Regions from separate parts of the Mus musculus genome. Here region 1 is linked to region 2. Evidence: chromatin loops called from intact Hi-C (ENCODE). Cell type or tissue: heart. All regions are shown on one strand. Each heading gives the region's core, and the rest is flanking DNA. Links, peaks and the distances in the headings are about the cores only.

The links. Hi-C counts contacts between places; a loop is a spot of excess contacts. Peaks named below come from ENCODE experiments on the same cell type or tissue, not always from the same donor. Only the 100,000 strongest peaks of a DNase experiment are listed, where the experiment ranks them.
Region 1: a loop joins it to region 2, with 4 times the contacts of the local background. A loop is called at or near these places in 2 of 42 quality-filtered maps.

The regions. Positions count from the first base shown.
Region 1 is chr9:63,951,981-63,960,856 of GRCm38, reverse strand. It overlaps Smad6 (SMAD family member 6), which reads left to right. Exons shown (of 4, transcript NM_008542.3): 4 at 6,801-7,781. The coding sequence ends at 7,333. Among named protein-coding and RNA genes, the nearest start is that of Gm36033, 12 kb to the right of the region's middle. RefSeq lists an enhancer at 1-2,542. In heart, for the core only: CTCF peaks have their summits at 1,587 (motif pointing left) and 4,585 (motif pointing left); DNase peaks (open chromatin) are centred at 1,176, 1,536, 2,366 and 4,676; H3K4me3 peaks cover 2,215 bases; H3K27ac peaks cover 7,142 bases.
Region 2 is chr9:64,097,024-64,105,899 of GRCm38, reverse strand. It overlaps Gm39360 (a long non-coding RNA gene), which reads left to right and starts at 5,345. Exons shown (of 3, transcript XR_870861.2): 1 at 5,345-5,429; 2 at 5,865-5,918. In heart, for the core only: a CTCF peak has its summit at 7,407; a DNase peak (open chromatin) is centred at 5,249; H3K27ac peaks cover 1,374 bases.

The DNA of each region.
Region 1 (8,876 bases), core at 328-8,327, 140 kb after region 2:
GCTCCATTGAGCGGTTTCTACTGTGACATGTATAAGTCACTTCACCTCTTTGGACCTCCCCTCAGTCGTCGGTCCAGTGGACTTCCTGTTCCTGGGCTCCCCTCTCTTCTTGCTGGCATTCTCCCTTTCTGTACCCATCTCGCTTTTGCCAGCAGAGCAACCAAGTAGCCATGTGGGGCGGGAGGACAGCACGGTCTCCACACTGGAGACCCACAGTTAAAAGAGCCCCTGCGGTGGGCCCGGTGCAGGCCCGCAGCAGCGGTGGCCAGATCTCTTGTGATGTAATGAGCGATTAGGAACTTCCTCTTGGAAGCCAGGCTTCCTCTGGGAGCCCGAGGTGCTGGCTCTGAGGTGGGGGGTTGGGGAGGTGGGGGGGAGCTAGGAGGAGGAAACTCCTGTCAGCTGGGCCAGCCCGCGTTCAGCAGAGGCTCGCTCGGCTGGCTCTGAGCTGCTGACCATTAACGTGGCCCTGTGTGCATTCTTTCTCTGCTTTTCTGAAGCAGCCAGGGGCAAGGACAGGCCCTCCCTCCCCTGTGAGGAAGGCCAGGACCATTAATGAATGCTGCTGGCTGGACTGGCTGCAAACCTGAAGCCATTTCTTCGGCCCCAAAGGACAAAGGAGAGTTCCTTGGAAACTCGTTTCTTCCCCTCAGTTTGATAACAAAAACTACTTATCTAATGGGCAAATAAGGCTTTAAAAGGGGTGTTAGGTTAACCAGATGCAGGGCCTGCGTAATTGTTCCCAGGCTCTGGAGCCACAGATGAAACGCTGCCGGTTGGATGAAGGGAACTTGAAGCCACAGGCATGACTTGGGACAGAAGAAAGTAGTTTTCCAGGAGAGTGGGAGGCCCCCATGCAAAGGGCTGAGAGAAAGCCCTAGGCTGATTTCCAGTTCTGCCACCAACTTGCTGTGTGACCCCTGAGCTAGTTGCTTTCTGGATTTTAGAGAGCTGGTCTCTTCTCTTCTCGGCACGCCACAGGGAGTGGATTTGGTTCTTGTCTGAAGCTTACTGCCAAGCAGTCTTTATTGGTTGTTTTTAATTGGTGGCAAGGACGGTGGTATAAGCTAGGGAGATGTGAAGCCCAGCAGATATTAGGGATACGGTGGGGACGGACCACCCCACAAACCTCCCGGGAGTGCTTTGTCTTCTCGCCAGACTGGGACATGTTTTGGTCCCTTCTTGGGATGGCCCACCCTGGGCATTTGTGGTCAGAAGGCGGAGAGAGGGCAGGAGAAGACATTTCACTGTGTTCGTGCTTTAGCTGGATCCTGTGAGGGAGCACACCACCGCGCTCCTGCACTTTGTTTTGACAGAAAATTGCTGATTCGAATAAGCTTAAAGACATTTCTTGGGATTCCACCGCTCTCCACCTCCTCCGGACTCCAGCCAGCCCCCTTGAGGTCCAGTACCCCCCTCCCACACACACAAAATTACATGTTGGTCTCTAGGCACCCTGGCTGGGCAGAGAGCTCTGGAGGAAGGCATGGCAGACTGTGGCTGGGCCGAGCAAGGGAGACGGCCTTTGTTGAGGCTGTTTGCCTGGTGCTCAGAGAAGGCTGCCACCACCCTCTGGTGGCAGGAATGTGGGTACCTCTGGGAGACAATGGGGGCGAGGGGCTGTCACCTGGGGGACCTTCTGAGACTCCTGTAGATGTCAGTAGCTACAGCCAAAACCTGCTTAGCCTAGTGTTTAGGTTGTGGTGACTCTTCTGGGGTGTATATATACACCCCGATTCCCATCGTTCCTGTCTTGGAAGTTCTCTCCTTCCTGTGTACCTACTCCTCAGGTTATCAACTGCCCTGATTCTCCTCCTCCTCTTCCTCCTCCTCTTCTTCCTTCCTCCTTCCTTTTCTTTGTATGTATTTACTGCAGTCTTAGGGGATGGAACCTGGGGCCTTGAACATGTAGCCCAGAACTCCTCACTGAGAGCTGCCGCCCACCTTTGCTATTGCATGTTTTATCAGCTGTTCTGCCTATGGAGAACTTCCCGCCTCTGCCTTTCAGTGGATTTTCTGTGTGTGACTTCCTTCTCCAAGCAGGCGCACTTAAGGGTGGTCCATTCTGCTGTGCGTTTGGTGTTTGTGGAGTTGGTTGGTTCCTTTCTTTGCTAACCCGTGTCCCTGAGAGAGCCACACCATCCCCCTGTTGGAGACCGGCTGAGCAGGGCTCCCAGCAAGGGACTGGCTAGAGTTTGCTGGGACATAGAAATTCAGAGCTGCACATTATAGCTACTTCCTCGGAGAGGACCGAGGCTGAGAAAGGAGGCAGTTAACTGATCCTGGCTAGAAGGCAGGGCTCCCAGCGTTTCTCCTCCCACCCACCCCTCCCAGCGGGACCCGTTGCTGGCTGGGAACTAGGCCAGGCCCTGAGCAGGCCAGGGATTGGGGAGGGGAGGGAGGAGGGAGAAGCGTGAGTTTCGGTCAGACCTCGGTCACCTTTGATGTTGCTCTGGTCTGACTCCCCCGGTATTTATTTGCAATTAAAGAGATGGTTCCTAATTAGGCTGGTGGCTGTGGAAGATGACAGGGCCAGAGCTTTGGAACCCCAAAGAGAGAAGGCTCTTTCTACAAGACACTGTCCCTGATGAGTAGAGTAGGGCCATGTGGGCTCATGGGTGCAGCCTGCCTGCTCTACATCACTGAAGCACACCAGCGCACAGCATACAGGTCTCCACAAAATTGAGTTCTTGGAGCTTGTGAGCGTTGAGCATGGAGCCACAGCTGGGCTCATTCTAGATCGTAAGTGTTCTTTCCATCCCTTCTGTTACAGGGCAGGTCGGTCACCACAGGTGCCAGTCCAGGAACTAACCGAGGTGCTTTACAGAGAGTGTAAAGGGCCCTCCCACTCACAGTCCTCTTGGAGCACCTCGAAGCTTGAGTCCCCTTGCCTGGGTTGTTGCAACAGGCCTGGAGCCAGTGAGCGAGATGACGGTCTCTTTCTGTGTATGCTTGATTTACTGTTTGAGTTTCTAGAGAGTCCAACAGTGGCCCCCGGTGAGCAGAGCCCTCGATGACTGATAAGTTCTTACAAAGGAAGAGAGGCGAGGTTTGGGTACATGGAGAAGCTTGCCAGTCAGGTGGCTGCAGCCATGTGTTTACCTCATTCAAGGATTTTAAGTCCTAGTCCCAACTTTGCCATCTCTGATGGGTGGCCTCAGGCAAATCATTATAACCCGGGTGCCACCTTCCAGAGATAAGGCCACTGAGGTCCACGTGTGGAACCCACAGGTCCTCTCTAGACCAAGGTTTCTTTAGTTTGTGTCAGGAGGAAATGTTTGAAAACAAATACCCACAGGACAAAACCAAGCAGATTGATCAGTGCTGTAGCTACCCACCCCATTCCCACTTAAACGTGGGGCTTGGGCATCAGTGCCATGGCTACCCACCCTATTCCCATTTAAACGTGTGGCTTGGGCTTGGGTGTAGCTCAGTGGTAGAGCTCCTACCAAGCAAGCCTAAAGGCCTGGGTTCACTCCCTCCCTCTCTCTCTCTCTCTCTCTCTCTCTCTCTCTCACACACACACACACACACACACACACACACACACGGGATCGGGGGAGAGACATACTCCCTCTAGGGAGCCCTGGGTATCCCTGCCAGGTGAGGTGATCCTGAGGAGCTCTAAAGCTGAGGGGGTTACCTTTAAGTCCTTGCCCACAACCCCTCCACTGTCCTCAGACCTGAGCCCACCTTCAGATCAGGCTTCCTGTGTGTAAGATACACAGACATTTGAGATGAGTTTTATTTCTTTTCTTCCCCTGCTTTAGTGTGTTCAGAGTCCCCGGGATATTTGCAGCCTTGGAGAAGGACCCCGAGAGGCCTGAGGCCCTTTGTTCATATGTGGGGAGTAGGCTATCCCCAGAGCCACTGACCCACAGTAGGCATGTGGTCCAGACCCAGAGAGGATGCTGTTGTAAAGAGAGGGCCTTACAGGGCAGCAGAATTTGGAAGCCAGTCAGCTTAATTTCCATAGGGTTGGAGATAGGTCTAGCCTGGACATCAGAGGCATATGGCAACATCCCTGTGAAGGATCCTGTGGCCAGGCTAGGGATCAAACAGGTACCTGAGAGAAACGGTAAGCCCCACTGGACTCCTAGCTGCAAAGCCTTCTAGACATTGGCAAGAAGAAAGTGTTCCCTCCCTGCCTATGGCTCCTATGCACACTCTCTGACTTGAAGCTGCTATTTTGACCTTGACACAAGGCTACTTTGAAACTAGTAGTCCCTTTCCTCAGTGAGACAGTGAAGTAAGCACCCACGGGACTCGTAGGTCCTTACAGCAGTTGCTATTACAGATAGGGAAACTGAGGCTCAGAGAAGGGAAGTGACCGGCCCAGTGAAGTTTTAATGAGGCGCCTGCCTGACATTCTGCCCTTTTGGTAAACCTCTTATCTCCAAAAAATATTTACATTAGGATTCATAACAGTAGCAAAATTACAGTTAAAAAGCAGCAATGAAAATGTATGGTTGGGGGTCACCAGCACAGCGTGGGGAACTGGGTTAAAGGGTCTCGCATCAGGATTAAGAACTACTGGCCTGAGGATGGAGGAGAGCGCCCTCTAGTGTGGCTGGCTTGGGACCTGGGTGTAGCTCAGCAGGAGAGAAAGGGTACTGCATTTCATCATTGGCACCACACACACAAAGGTTTGCCCTCTCCGTGAGGCTGGCTCCAGAATTCTGGGGTGCGCAATCGGGAATTCAGTTCCCTCACCCGTGAAGGCAGTGCCTAGCTCATAGGAGGGGCCCAGCGATGCCTGGTACCCACCCTAGCTCTGCTCCCAGCATCCTCGGGGTGCTGCACACAGCTTCTTAACCTCACTTGGCCTGGCTCACTAGAGGAAGTCTCCCTGGCTGCGAGCAGTACCGGAAGCTCATGGCCAGTGGGCACGGCCTTGTTTTTCTGGCCCTCAAGTTTCCCAAGCCTGCGCCAGGTGGATGGGTATTGAGAGGAACAGTGGCTTGGCAGGATGGAGTTCAGGACCTCGCTGATCCTGCTCTCCTGCCGTGGGCTTGAGCTATGTATGTGCACTCACCAAGGGCACTTAGTTGGGGATAGCCAGGATCCCCTTGACTCCCCTCCTCAACTGTAGCTAGCTTTTGCCTGGTGTGAAGATTTGACTGTCCTCAGACTGAGGGACCTGTGGCTGGCTCCTGAGTGATGAACGGGCCTGTTCGTAGAGACCCTGTGCAGTCCGAGGTAGCAGCCAGGCAGCCTTCTCTGTGTGAAAAGAGGGTCCAGGGCCCTCTGGAGACTCAGGACTTAAGTGAAGGCTGCAGAGCTGGCCTCATGGCACTGGTAATGAACAAAGCCACTCATCCAAGGTTAGGTTGGTTGTTGGACAAGTCCCCTGGGAGGAGCTGGGTGAACGTGGGTTCTGTGCTCAGAAGGCTCCGGCCAGAAGCAAGCATGGCAGATCATATAATTTCAGTGGACAGCCATGGTGAGGTGGGGGCCCACAGCAAAGATAGGATGCCAGAGACTTCATCTCAGAAGTGGGCTATGCCCAACAACAAGAGCTCCGAGACTGCCTTCCAAGGCAGACTTGGCTATATCAGGTCCCCACATGTGTGAAAACCCCCCAAGTGGAGTGGGGCCATGTTTCAGGCCCATCTAGACAAAGTGCAGGTCACTGCTTTGCTATACAGTGGGGAAACTGAGATCCGGAGTGGAGCAGGACACATCCCAGAACTAGACATCCATGCACATCCTTTGGAGAACAAAGCCCTCTTTTGTTGTTGTTGTTGTTGTTGTTGTTGTTGTTGTTGTTGTTGTTGTTGTTGGTTTGGTTTGGTTTTTCCAAGACAGGGTTTCTCTGTATAGCCCTGGCTATCCTGGAACTCACTCTGTAGACCAGGCTGTCTCCAACTCAGAAGTCCACCTGCCTCTGCCCCCCACCCCAAAGTGCTGGGATTAAAGGCATGTGCCACCATCACCCAGACAAAGCCCACTTTTTAAAATAGCACTTAGCAGCCACAAGTAAGGTGGTGGTTGTGGGCCTCAGGAAACCTGAAAGTCAACTTGGTTAAGGAGCACAGGAAGTCTGAGGCAGGGGAATGCCATCAGTGTTCTTCTGGGGGAACAGGGGGAGGGATGCTTGCCCAGGCTGGTTTGAAACATCCTGCATCTTCTGCCTCCTGAGTACCTGGGACAGCAAGTGCATGCCACCGTGCCAGATAGCGTTATGTATCAAAGGCTAGCAATGTGTGCAACCAAACCTTCCTGTAAGATCCCAACCTCACTTCTGACCTGTGCTGGATCCAGCCCCTTGAGGGAGCTCTGTTGGGGTAAAGTCCTGGACTGAGGGGTCTGAATCACATTCCAGTTTGGCCTCTGTGAACCTTGGGCAGGTCATGATGACCTTGCAGATGGGGTCTTCTAAGATTGCTACACTTGCTTGGTAGATTGTGCTTGTTGGTGTTTATCTCTCCTAGTTGTTGTAAAATTATAGTGGACAGGAGCTGGATGTGGTTCATATCTTTGTGTCCCAGGGGCTAGCACACAGTAGGCACTCTGGTTTGCATACTGTAGATTCATCATCCTATGTGGGGCGGAATGAGATGGTAAAGATGCTTGTTGCCAAACTTGAAGAGGTTTGATTCTCAGTGCGCTCTCACCGCGCCCCCCCCCCCCATTAAAACGTATTTTTTGAGAGAGAGAAATTCCCACTGTGTGCTAAATTATTTGGCAGCCTGGCACACAGTGGTTGCTCACATACTGGTTGATCTTGGAAAACTTTGCCCAGCCTCCCCCCCTCTCCCCCAGCAATAACCTTGCCATATCCTATGCTTGCGTTGCAGATGCCAGCATGTCTCCGGATGCCACCAAGCCGAGCCACTGGTGCAGCGTGGCGTACTGGGAGCACCGGACACGCGTGGGCCGCCTCTATGCGGTGTACGACCAGGCTGTCAGCATTTTCTACGACCTACCTCAGGGCAGCGGCTTCTGCCTGGGCCAGCTCAACCTGGAGCAGCGCAGTGAGTCGGTGCGGCGCACGCGCAGCAAGATCGGTTTTGGCATACTGCTCAGCAAGGAGCCAGACGGCGTGTGGGCCTACAACCGGGGCGAGCACCCCATCTTCGTCAACTCCCCGACGCTGGATGCGCCCGGAGGCCGCGCCCTGGTCGTGCGCAAGGTGCCACCGGGTTACTCCATCAAGGTGTTCGACTTTGAGCGCTCAGGGCTGCTGCAGCACGCAGACGCCGCTCACGGCCCCTACGACCCGCACAGTGTGCGCATCAGCTTCGCCAAGGGCTGGGGACCCTGCTACTCGCGACAGTTCATCACCTCCTGCCCCTGTTGGCTGGAGATCCTACTCAACAACCACAGATAGCAATGCGGCTGCCACTGTGCCGCAGCGTCCCCCAACCTCTGGGGGGCCAGCGCCCAGAGACACCACCCCAGGGACAACCTCGCCCTCCCCCCAGATATCATCTACCTAGATTTAATATAAAGTTTTATATATTATATGGAAATATATATTATACTTGTAATTATGGAGTCATTTTTACAACGTAATTATTTATATATGGTGCAATGTGTGTATATGGAGAAACAAGAAAGACGCACTTTGGCTTGTAATTCTTTCAATACAGATATATTTTTTTCTTTCTTTCCCTCTTTCCTTTTTTAAAGAGAATTATACAGTAGAACTAGGTGGAAAGCCTAGGTTTGGTGTATGGCTTTTTTAAAAAATATTAATGCCCAGACCAAAAAAAAACAAAACAAAAAACAAAAAAACTAATACCAGTCACTCTTGATAATAAAGTGTTTGCATTATAGTTTTTTTCTTTCTTACAAAGAACCTTCAGGGCTTCAGTGGGCTTTTGGGGCCAAACTGAACTTGGTTTCAGTATTTATTGAGTCTGAAGCAGAGGGAGTCAGCAGGAAAGGGAGCTGACAGGGTATGGTGGGATACGCCTGTAATCCCAGAACTGGTTGGGAAGCGGGGACTGGAGGACCAGTAGGGTCAAGACTATCCCAGCTATGTCAGAGTTCTGGGCTACAAAACAAAGGAGAGATGTGGGGGTGGGGGATATATTTATACATAAGAACCAGATAAGGGTTTGTTCTTCCTTGCCCATGGCTGGGGTGTGTCCACTAGATGGGGGAGGGGTGAGGAAGTGCATGCCAGTTGGATTAGGGAGGCTCTGGTCCCTGCAGCCCATCTCAGAGCTCTGAGCAAACTAGAAAATACCATGTCTCCCCACAGTCTGGGGAAGAAAGAATGGAGGCCTACTTTCCAATCTCACACCCAGGAGTGAGGCTTCTTTTAGGACCTTAATAGGATACAAACGCATACACCTGCACATACCACACTCAAGAATCTGCCACACGAGCTGTGTTAAAGGTATATGAAAGGCAGGGAGTATATTTCTGATTCAAAAATGGGACATGTTGCCATTCTAGATGGAGGAATGGCTAAGTCATGATAGAGCTGGTGGTCCAGTGATCCATCACACTTTAGGACCAGAGTTATATGAGAGCAATTTTCTGAAAGATACCCTCACAGAAGGGCTCTGAGACCTCTGTAACTTAACACACTGCATCAAGCTTTAAGTCACTACTGTTCCTCACTGCCCACTATGGCTGTGGGCTACGAGATCTGTTCCATGTCCACCCACAGGGCCGATTCCTCTATAAAGGGTCTGCCCCTCGGAATTCTCATGACAAGGCATTCCCAGAGCCCACCGTTCCTGGGACTGACCTAGCTGGAAGCTCCTGACTTGCACAATCACCAGGCCTCTTACACTTCCTACTGATCACATAAACCCTTTCTACTTGTACGTGTGGTGGCTGCCAGAGGATGCAGGTGGCACAGGGCAGGTAACAGGTGTCATAGATCACTTAACTTTGTTTCCCAGTGTTATTTGCCC
Region 2 (8,876 bases), core at 482-8,481:
GCTTCACTCTGCGATAGAGCTGATGTGGGCTTTCTGAAGTCACATGGAAGGGCAGTCATAATGTATCCCAGCTCTTGGTCACCCAGGATTTGGTTTGCAGGGCCCCACCCCCTCCCTGTCACCTCCCAGCCTGTCTGATTTGCCTGTACCAAAGAATAAAGGCAGAACCTTGGGCCCTCCTTCAATCCCCAAGGACTCAAAACAAACCCCTTACACTTCAAGAAAAGCTGGCCCAAGCCCTCTCTCCTTTGCTGATCTAGCCACCCGTCAAACCACGCTTGTCTTCAGTCACCCAGGCCAGGAAACCACACTGTGCCGCTTCACCCAGCTGGCTCCAACCTTGTCCCAGAGCAGGCTGGCTCTGCAACTCTGACCTTCTCTCCAAGCCCCCTCTCTTAGGCCATGAACCCCAGCCTAAGCGGTTTCCATCTCGATGTTACTGTGGCCAAGAAAACAGGAAGTGTCTGAGTCACCCCTTGTCCTCCTGGGCTTTGCCTCTTTAGAGTCAGGGAAGGACAAGGAGGGAAGAGGTTGGCTTCACAGAGTGCGAACCTCTTGCTGGGATCTCTCTTTCAGCTTGTGGGACCCAAGAGCCTTACTCAAGTTCTTGGGACTAGAGAAGGACATTGCCTTAGGATATGGACTTCAAGAGCTGCATCCTGCACCCTGCCAGTTGTGCGCCGGGGCCTTGGCTGGTGCCGCTCAGCTGGGGACACAAGAAAGCTTTAAAAGTTTTATTAAGCCAGGGTCACCTGCAGCCAATGCTGGCCACAAATTCCCCAGGTAGCTAAGGCTGACCTTGAACACCTGACCTTTCCACTCCTATCTCCCAAGTGCTGGGATTGCAGTGTGTGCCGTCCCTCTCAGTTGTGCCGTGCAGAGGATTGAATCTAGGGACTTGTGCAGCACACTAGATGAGTGCTCTACCAAGCTGAACTCCAGCCCTCGGTTTCCTGAATGCCTTTCGACCAGTTTTCACCTCTGCAGAGTGAGGCTAATCACACACCATGAGGTGATTCTGTGAGTATCACAGTCACTGGACTCATAAACTCAAAATCCTCTTGTCAAGCCCTATGCCATCCAGGCACAGTTCTGGGCACTGGAAAGAAAATAACAGCAACAGCCACGATGGCATGGACAGAGAGGGTCCCCTGTCACATGTCTCTGAACTCACAGGCTGTATGAAATAGGCCTTAGGACTTCGAAGCCACCATCTGCCATGCTCCCTCATCTCCCCAAACCGTCTGATGGCTAGCAGAGACACACTGACCCTGAGGTCCTCAGAGGTCCTCAGTTGCCATCCTAGAATTCCCCCTCCCCCAGCAGATGCTGATCCTTTCTCCTCCTTGTCACTGTGGGCTATGGGATGGGGAAGGAGGAGAAGGGGACCCTGGGAAACCCAAGTCCTGAGCTATCCCTCAAAGGAACACACATCACATCACACATAAGATAATCTTCCCTACCAAGCTGAGGTATGGTTCATGCTAGCATTTGGGTCACTATGGCCTAATTCAGGCTCTCTAATTCAGTCGGTTACATGTGGCAAGTGGCCCCCGTTATTGGGCAGCTCAGGTTCAACCTAACCATAAAGTCCCAACAATAGCATGACTACAGTTGAGTGCCATAGACGCCACTGGCTGGTGATTAAATGTGTGGGATTTTGTTTCCTTTCTGCTCCACTTTCTTTCTTTCTTTCTTTCTTTTTTTTTTTTTTATAAGATTTATTTATTTATTTATTATATGTAAGTACACTGTAGCTGTCTTCAGATGCACCAGAAGAGGGCATCAGATCTCATTACAGATGGTTGTGAGCCACCATGTGGTTGCTGGGACTTGAACTTCGGACCTTTGGAAGAGCAGTCAGGTGCTCTTACCCACTGAGCCATCTCACCAGCCCCTCTGCTCCACTTTCTTGGGGAAGAACTAAGGGGCCTTTGCGGGTGTTAGTTCCACCTGTTCCAGAAGCTTAATGTTTGCCTCAGAATCCTGAGTCACAAGGGAGACCATCATGTCTAATTCAAGAAACAGGAAATGGGTGAGCCTTTGTGTGTAAGGATCAAAATGGAGGGGCTGGAGAGATGACTCAGCAGTACTGAGTACTGGCTGCTCTTCTAGAAGTCCTGAGTTTAATTCCCAGAAACCACATGGTGGCTCACAACCATCTGTAATGGGATCTGATACCCTCTTCTGGTGTGTCTGAAAACAGCTACAGTGTACTTACATACATAAAAATAAAAATTTATATATATATATATATATATGTTTATATATATATATATATATATAATGCAGAAGTTTGGGGTTAGAGCTGTAGCTCAGTTGGTAGAGTGTTTGCCTGGCATGTATGAAACCCTGGGTTCAATCCCTAGCACTGCATAGAATTTGGTGGTTCATGCCTGTAATCCCAGAAATCAAGAGTCAGAGGCAAATTCAAGGTTATCCTTAGTTATATAGCGAGTTTGAGGTCAGCCCAAGCTACATGAGACCCTGTGTCTGCGCTCCAGTGTGTGTTTGCAGTGGGTCACTTGTTACCAGAAGGATAGGGAGTGGGATCTGGTGATGACTGGCCCTGACCAGCTGACCCTCTTCTTGGCATGAGTGACAGGAAGGTTCTAGAAAAAAGCGACTGACCTGGAGGCTTCTTCCTTTTCTGTCGACATTTCTTTTTAGCTTTTTCCTGTCAGCCATCTTCTCTGCTTGTCCCAGGACCAGTGAGCTGAGAGTCCAAGTGGAAAGGCCAGAGTTCGCCTGCATGCCTGTGGGATGCTTCGGTCTGCAGAGCTCTTAAAGGTGGGGCCTGGGAGAAGGGGTTGCAGCATCCAGTTTGCTCACCTGAAGGCCAGCCGCACCTGGGGAGGCCCTTTCCCCGTCTGCGTTTTGTGACTGGGTGGCTCTGGCCACCTGCCTGTGGCTTCAGATGCCAGCCCCTTCCACTCAGCGTGCCTTGTGAGATGTATATCGGCAAATGATAGAGATTTCCAGGCTGAGGAGGCTGCAGCAGGCTGTTTGGGGCAAGGGGTGGGTAGCTAGTGCCTGCAGCCAGGCTTTATAATGAGGCAGTCATTCCGGACAGGTGTGTGGGGAGTGCTGAGTCTGGCAGGCCAGTCTCCACTTTCAGCAGGATTTAGTCAGGGTTCAAGCAGCCCTCTCTCTCCAAAGCCTGAGATAAGTCCTTGGCAAGAGTCTAGGCTTCCTTTTGGAGTAGAGGGAGGAGAGGAAGAGATGAGCAGAAAACCATCTGGGCTTTAAGGGCTCTCGTGGTCCAGGTGGGCAAATCAAGGCCTCTGGGAAAAGAGGAGACGTGTACCGATTCAGGCTCTGTGTGGAATGCTTTCCTTCAATGTTAAAATTACGTGTGTGTGTGTGTGTGTGTGTGTACAATCTTGTGAGGATCAGAGTACAATCTATGGGAGTCAATTCTTTCCATCTACCGTTTGGATCCCAGGGAACCAAACTCAAGTCGTTAAGGCTTGGTGGCAAGTGTCTTGCCTTTGTAGACCAGGCTGGCCTCGAACGCAGAAATCTGCCTGCCTCTGCTTCCCAAGTGCTGGGATTAAAGGCGTGTGCCATCACCACCCAGCTTGAACATTCTGTTTAAACTGGTTCTTCACCTCTTCCAGAGGTGGGGCTTGTCGCCACATCACAGACGGAAAAAAAAAAAAAAAACAAAAAACAAAAAAAAGGAAGGCTCAGAGGCTGGCGTGAGGGTAGGGCACTTGTGGAGGCTGAGGCCGTGTGGTAGAGCTAGTCTCCATATTGGCAGGGGCACCTGAAAACCTCCAGACTGGCTCTCTTCTCAGCTGCTCCCCTCTCCTCAGGATGGGGCAGAGGTACAGGTTGGGTGGGCTGGCGGTGTGAGCCTTTGGTGGTCTGTTATTTGGAGCAGAGGGGCAGTTGGCGTCTGTCCCTGTGCCCAGGTGTCGTGGGACTCAGCTGTTTGCTCCTGACTTTTGTGTCCCTTTCAGATCCAGGATCAGCTGTGCCTTTGAGGTCTCAAAAAAAAAAAAAAAATTAGAGGCACGTGAGATACTCACAGCCCCATGCCCTCCTACATACTGAACTTTCTGGGTACCTTCCTGACCTCCTTCCTTAGTGGGGAGAATGCCCATTGTAATCCTTGAGGTAGGACAGTATTCTTAGAGACCCTGAGGGGGTCTTGCTGTGTGCTTCTGTGCTTGCTGGTGTACATTATTAGCCATAGGGGATCCTAGCTTACGGGGTTCTGTGGCTCAGCCAGACTAAAGAAGTGCTCTCTCTCTCCCCCCCACCCCCCTCTCTCTGACTTACTGTAGGGGATGAAGACATGTCTCACTACTTAAGAGCACTGGATGCTCTTTCCAGAGGACTCAAGTTTAATTCCCAGCACCCACGTCAGCTCACATATCTCTAACTCCAGTTCCAGGGCTTCTGACACCCTCACACAGACATACATGCAGGCAAAACACTAATGAACATAAACTAAAAATAAATTATATATTTTAAAAAACGTTACTGTGTGTATACACACACACACACACACACACACATACACACACACGTGCTTTAGGTGAGTGCTGGGAAGGGTAATACAAGTTCAACCACTGGACCAGTTCTTCAACTTCTAAGGAAGCTTTCTTAACTTCTGTGTTTTCTGTGTACACTGATGGAGCCATGGTAGCTGTGTGCGTGCGTGCGTGCGTGCGTGCGTGCGTGTATTGGTTTTCCCCAGACCAGAGAGGTACCTGGAAAAATGCACTTCCAAAATGTTCTAGAACTGGGCCATCCTGGGTGTACTGAGATGCGCTGGTCCGCTTGTTTTTATTACTCCGGACCTGTTGTGGCTGCCCTGGGGGGATGGGGGGGGAGTTAATTCTGCATTCTGTGAGAGGGACCAAGACTTGGAATTTGATTTGTGGGCACCTGAATCCTGGAGCAGGCTGGATCTAGCCCTCCGTGCTGTTCTCACCTGGAGGGTGGTGTGTGTGTGTGTGTTTGTTTGTTTTGTTATGCTTTGTCTGAGGTCTTGCTTCATAACTTGGTCTAGCTTGGAACAACTTTGTAGACCAGGCTGTTTTGGAAATGTCAGAGATCTGCCTGCCTCTGCTGTAGAGCTGGGATCAAAGGTGTGCACCCCACACCAGGCTTGAGTTGTTCTAAATAACAACATTCTTGTGCAAATTTGAGGACAAGTTAAACTGCTACCTCCACTTTGCCCACGGGGATTGGTATGTATTTCCCGGGACACTTGGCTGAGCTGCCGCTAGGAGGCACTCACACCCTGCCCTGGCAGCACTTCTGGCCGGATGGCAGCAGAGAGCAAGCTTCTAGGTTAGGGGTTCCCAGCCTGTTACCCTGGCCCAGTGAACTTCAGTCACCAGGCTGGGAATCCTGCTCTTGAAGAGAGGGCTCTCTGAAGACCCATTCTTCCCAGAGTGGCCCAAGGGAATCAGGTAATTTCTGATCAAAATTGTGAGGAAGATAAGGAACTTATGTTTGGGAGACAGCTATGACTCTCACTGCTAACCTCAGGGTGAGTCCACTTAGGGTCAGGGACCTGAGTAGTGGATCAGAATACCAGAACAGAGCAGCCAGCCCCAAATCACAGCTGGCTAGCCACTTTAGCATCCCACAGGCAGGATGAAGACCCCTAAAAATAGCTGACACAGCCTTCTGCTCACCTCTCCTGAAGGGGAGCCTCACAGAGAATACAGAAATCTCACTTGCTGCACCCACCCACACTTCCCAGCCCTGGTGCTGCTTGCCTGGTGTCTTCATTTTCTAGGCCCCCTCCTTTCCTCACAGATGAATTGGGGATTTGGGGGGCTTCTGCGGAAAGGGAGAATGGTCAGGAGACTCCTGTGAGCAGAGCCTGTTAAACCCTGCAGATCCTCTGGCCACTCTTCGTCTCTGATGCATTCTTCTGTCCCCAAACCTAAAAGGTAGGTAGCAGCCTGACTAACGTAAGTATGTTCCAGGAGGGTAAGTTCTGGACCTGTGTTATTTGCTGCAGTCCTCAGAGCCCAGACCAGAGCACTATATGTGGTAGGCACTTAATAAATATTTGTAGCTGACAGTAGGGCTGGGGCAGCAGATGAATCTGGAAAAACCCGAGAAACAGGCAGGGAGGCCTCTGACACCATTTCCCTCCAGAGTCTCGTGTTGATTCTGCTATCAACCTTCTAGATGACCTGGGCTAAGTTCTTTCTGCTCCCTGCGCTTGTTTTCAGAGCTAACTTGAAGGCCTGAGCTCTGCAGGCACCAGGCCTGATTCTTGCTCATCTTGGAAAGCAGGCTCACCTGTCTTGAGGGAAGGATCTGGGATGGGAGGAGGGATGGGTTCCAAGTTTAGGTGTTCCAGAAGGGAATTCGAGTGTCACAGGTGGCTATGACTCTACAGGAACCGGGGCTGCAGCAATATCCTCCTGCTACCTCTAGGGACACGTCTTTCTCTTTAAAATATCCCCCCCCCAGGGAGGTAATTTTGTCATTTTCCTTTATTTATTTCTGTGGGTTTTTATCTATTTCTTTTCAGTGTATGTGTGCTTTACCTACCTGTACGTCTGTGCACCACAGTGTGTGCCTGGTGCCCAAAGAAGTCAGAAAAAGGTGTTGGACCACTCAGAACTGTGATCTTCTGTGTTATTTGTTGTTCTTGTGTATGAACGTGTAGGGGTGCGTGCACACATGCCACAGAACGCACGTAGAGGTCAGAGGGCAACTTGTAGGACTCAGTTTTCACCTTTTAGTTACACAAGTGTCAAGAATTGAACCCAGGTCATCCAGCTTGGCTGCAGGTGACTTTGCCTAGTGTGCCATCTGCACAGGTAGTGCTGGGTTGTTTTTTTGTCAACTAGACACCAACTAGAGTCACCTGGGAAGAGAGAACCTCAATCAAGAATATGTTTCTAAGCTGGGCGTAGTGGGGCACACCTTTAATCCCAATACCTGGGAGGGAGAAGCAGGTGGATCTCTGAGTTCCAGGCCAGCTTGGTCAATATCATAAGTTCCAGGACAGCCAGGGCTACATAGTGAGACACTGTTTGGTGAGGGGTGGGAAGGGAAGAAAAGAAAATACTTCTATCAGATTGGTTGCTGTCAAGCTTCTGGGGGTATTCTTGATCAGTGATTGATGTGGGAGGGCCCAGCTCACATGGGCTGAGCCACTAGTATTCAGGTGGCCCTGGGTCGTATAAGGAAGCAGACTGAGCAAGCCATGGGGGACCAGCCAGGAAGCAGCATTTCTCCCTGGTCTGTTTTTCAGTTCCTGCTTCCAGGTTCCTACCTTGATAGTATCCTATAAGCCAAATAAATTCTTTCCTCCCTTAAATTGGTTTTGGTCAGTGTTTAATCATAGCAACAAAAACCCAACTTGGACAACTCCCATCTTAGGTAGGAACCCTGGACTGCAGAGCTGTGGTCTGGTCAGCAGACGGAGCTGCAGGCATACACTCCTCTCAGTATACAAACCCTGCAAGGGCCATCAAGGCCAGGCCCAGCAGAACATCAGCCTAAAGCTTGGGGACAGAGGTCCCCAAGCTCTTGTGGAAGGTCCAGGCCACACGTAAGGCCTGGATTCAAAGCGTCAGGGAAGCCCTGGGGCCTGAGGGAGACAGGAGGGCGACATGCTGGGATTTTACATGGCTCTGTGATTTTGTAAGCCATGAAATCAATGTATTAGCACTTTGTGCCTCTGTCTTCTCCCCTGCACCGTTCTTGAGTCAGTTGACAGATCTTCTCACCCTTAGTCTGATAGAGCTACATATGTAAGAAGCCTGATCTTACAGCCATGAAGTTCCTGGGCACTGTAACAGTGTGTTTGCTGTACTGTTTAAAAGGAGAATTCTCTGAAAAAGTTCCAGCTTTGTTCCCCATCCTAGACTCAGTACTGTCTGTATCAATCATGAAAGAAGCACTAACCACCCCCTTGGATCTAAGAATACTTACAACGAGGGGCTGGGGACATGGCTCAACATTTAAGAGTACTTGTTGCTCCTTCAGAGAACTGGCGTTACATACTTAGCACCCCAAGAGCTCCAGGAATTGAATGCCCTTTCTTGACTCCATGGACATAGACATGCATGTGTGTGTGTGTGTGTGTGTGTGTGTATGCACTTACACAAATAAATAATTTAAAAATATTTAAAACAAAAACCGTGCTTTTGTGAACATTACAGCATTGTATGAAGGTTTATTGTTTTGTTTTTGTGTTTTTTTGTTTTTGTTTTTGTTTTTTTTTTTTTCGAGACAAGGTTTGTCTGTGTAGCCCTGGCTGTCCTGGAACTCACTCAGTAGACCAGGCTGGCCTCGAACTCAGAAATCCACCTGCCTCTGCCTCCCAAGTGCTGGGATTAAAGGTGTGTGCCACCATGCCTGGCTGGTTCAGTTTTTTTCTTACTGCAAATGGTATCTACATGACAGGTTTCTCTTGATTTTTGGATACAAGCATGCATTTATTTGCAAGGCAGCTTTCTAAAAGTGTAATTAACATGTCAAAAACCATACATGTTTAGCTGGGCATAATTCCAGTACTTGGGACGTAGGGGCTACTGTAGGAGCTCAAGGCCATCCTCAGCTACATATTGAGTTTGGGGCCATCCTAGGCTACAAGAGACCCTGTTTCCAGCAATAAAAATAAACAAAACATAATGCTCATATTTAAAATGTTCTTAGGCATCTTCTAGATGACAAACTCAAATTTAATACATTTATGTATTCACTGAGGACCTGATTTTTTAGTGTGTCTAGAGCAGTGGGTCGAGACCCCTTTGGGAACCCAACAGTCCTTTTAGAGGAGTCACCTGAGGCCATAGGAAAACACATATCTTTACATTATGATTCATAACAGGAGCAAAGTTACACTTAAGAACTAGCAGCGAGGGCTGGTGAGATGGCTCAGT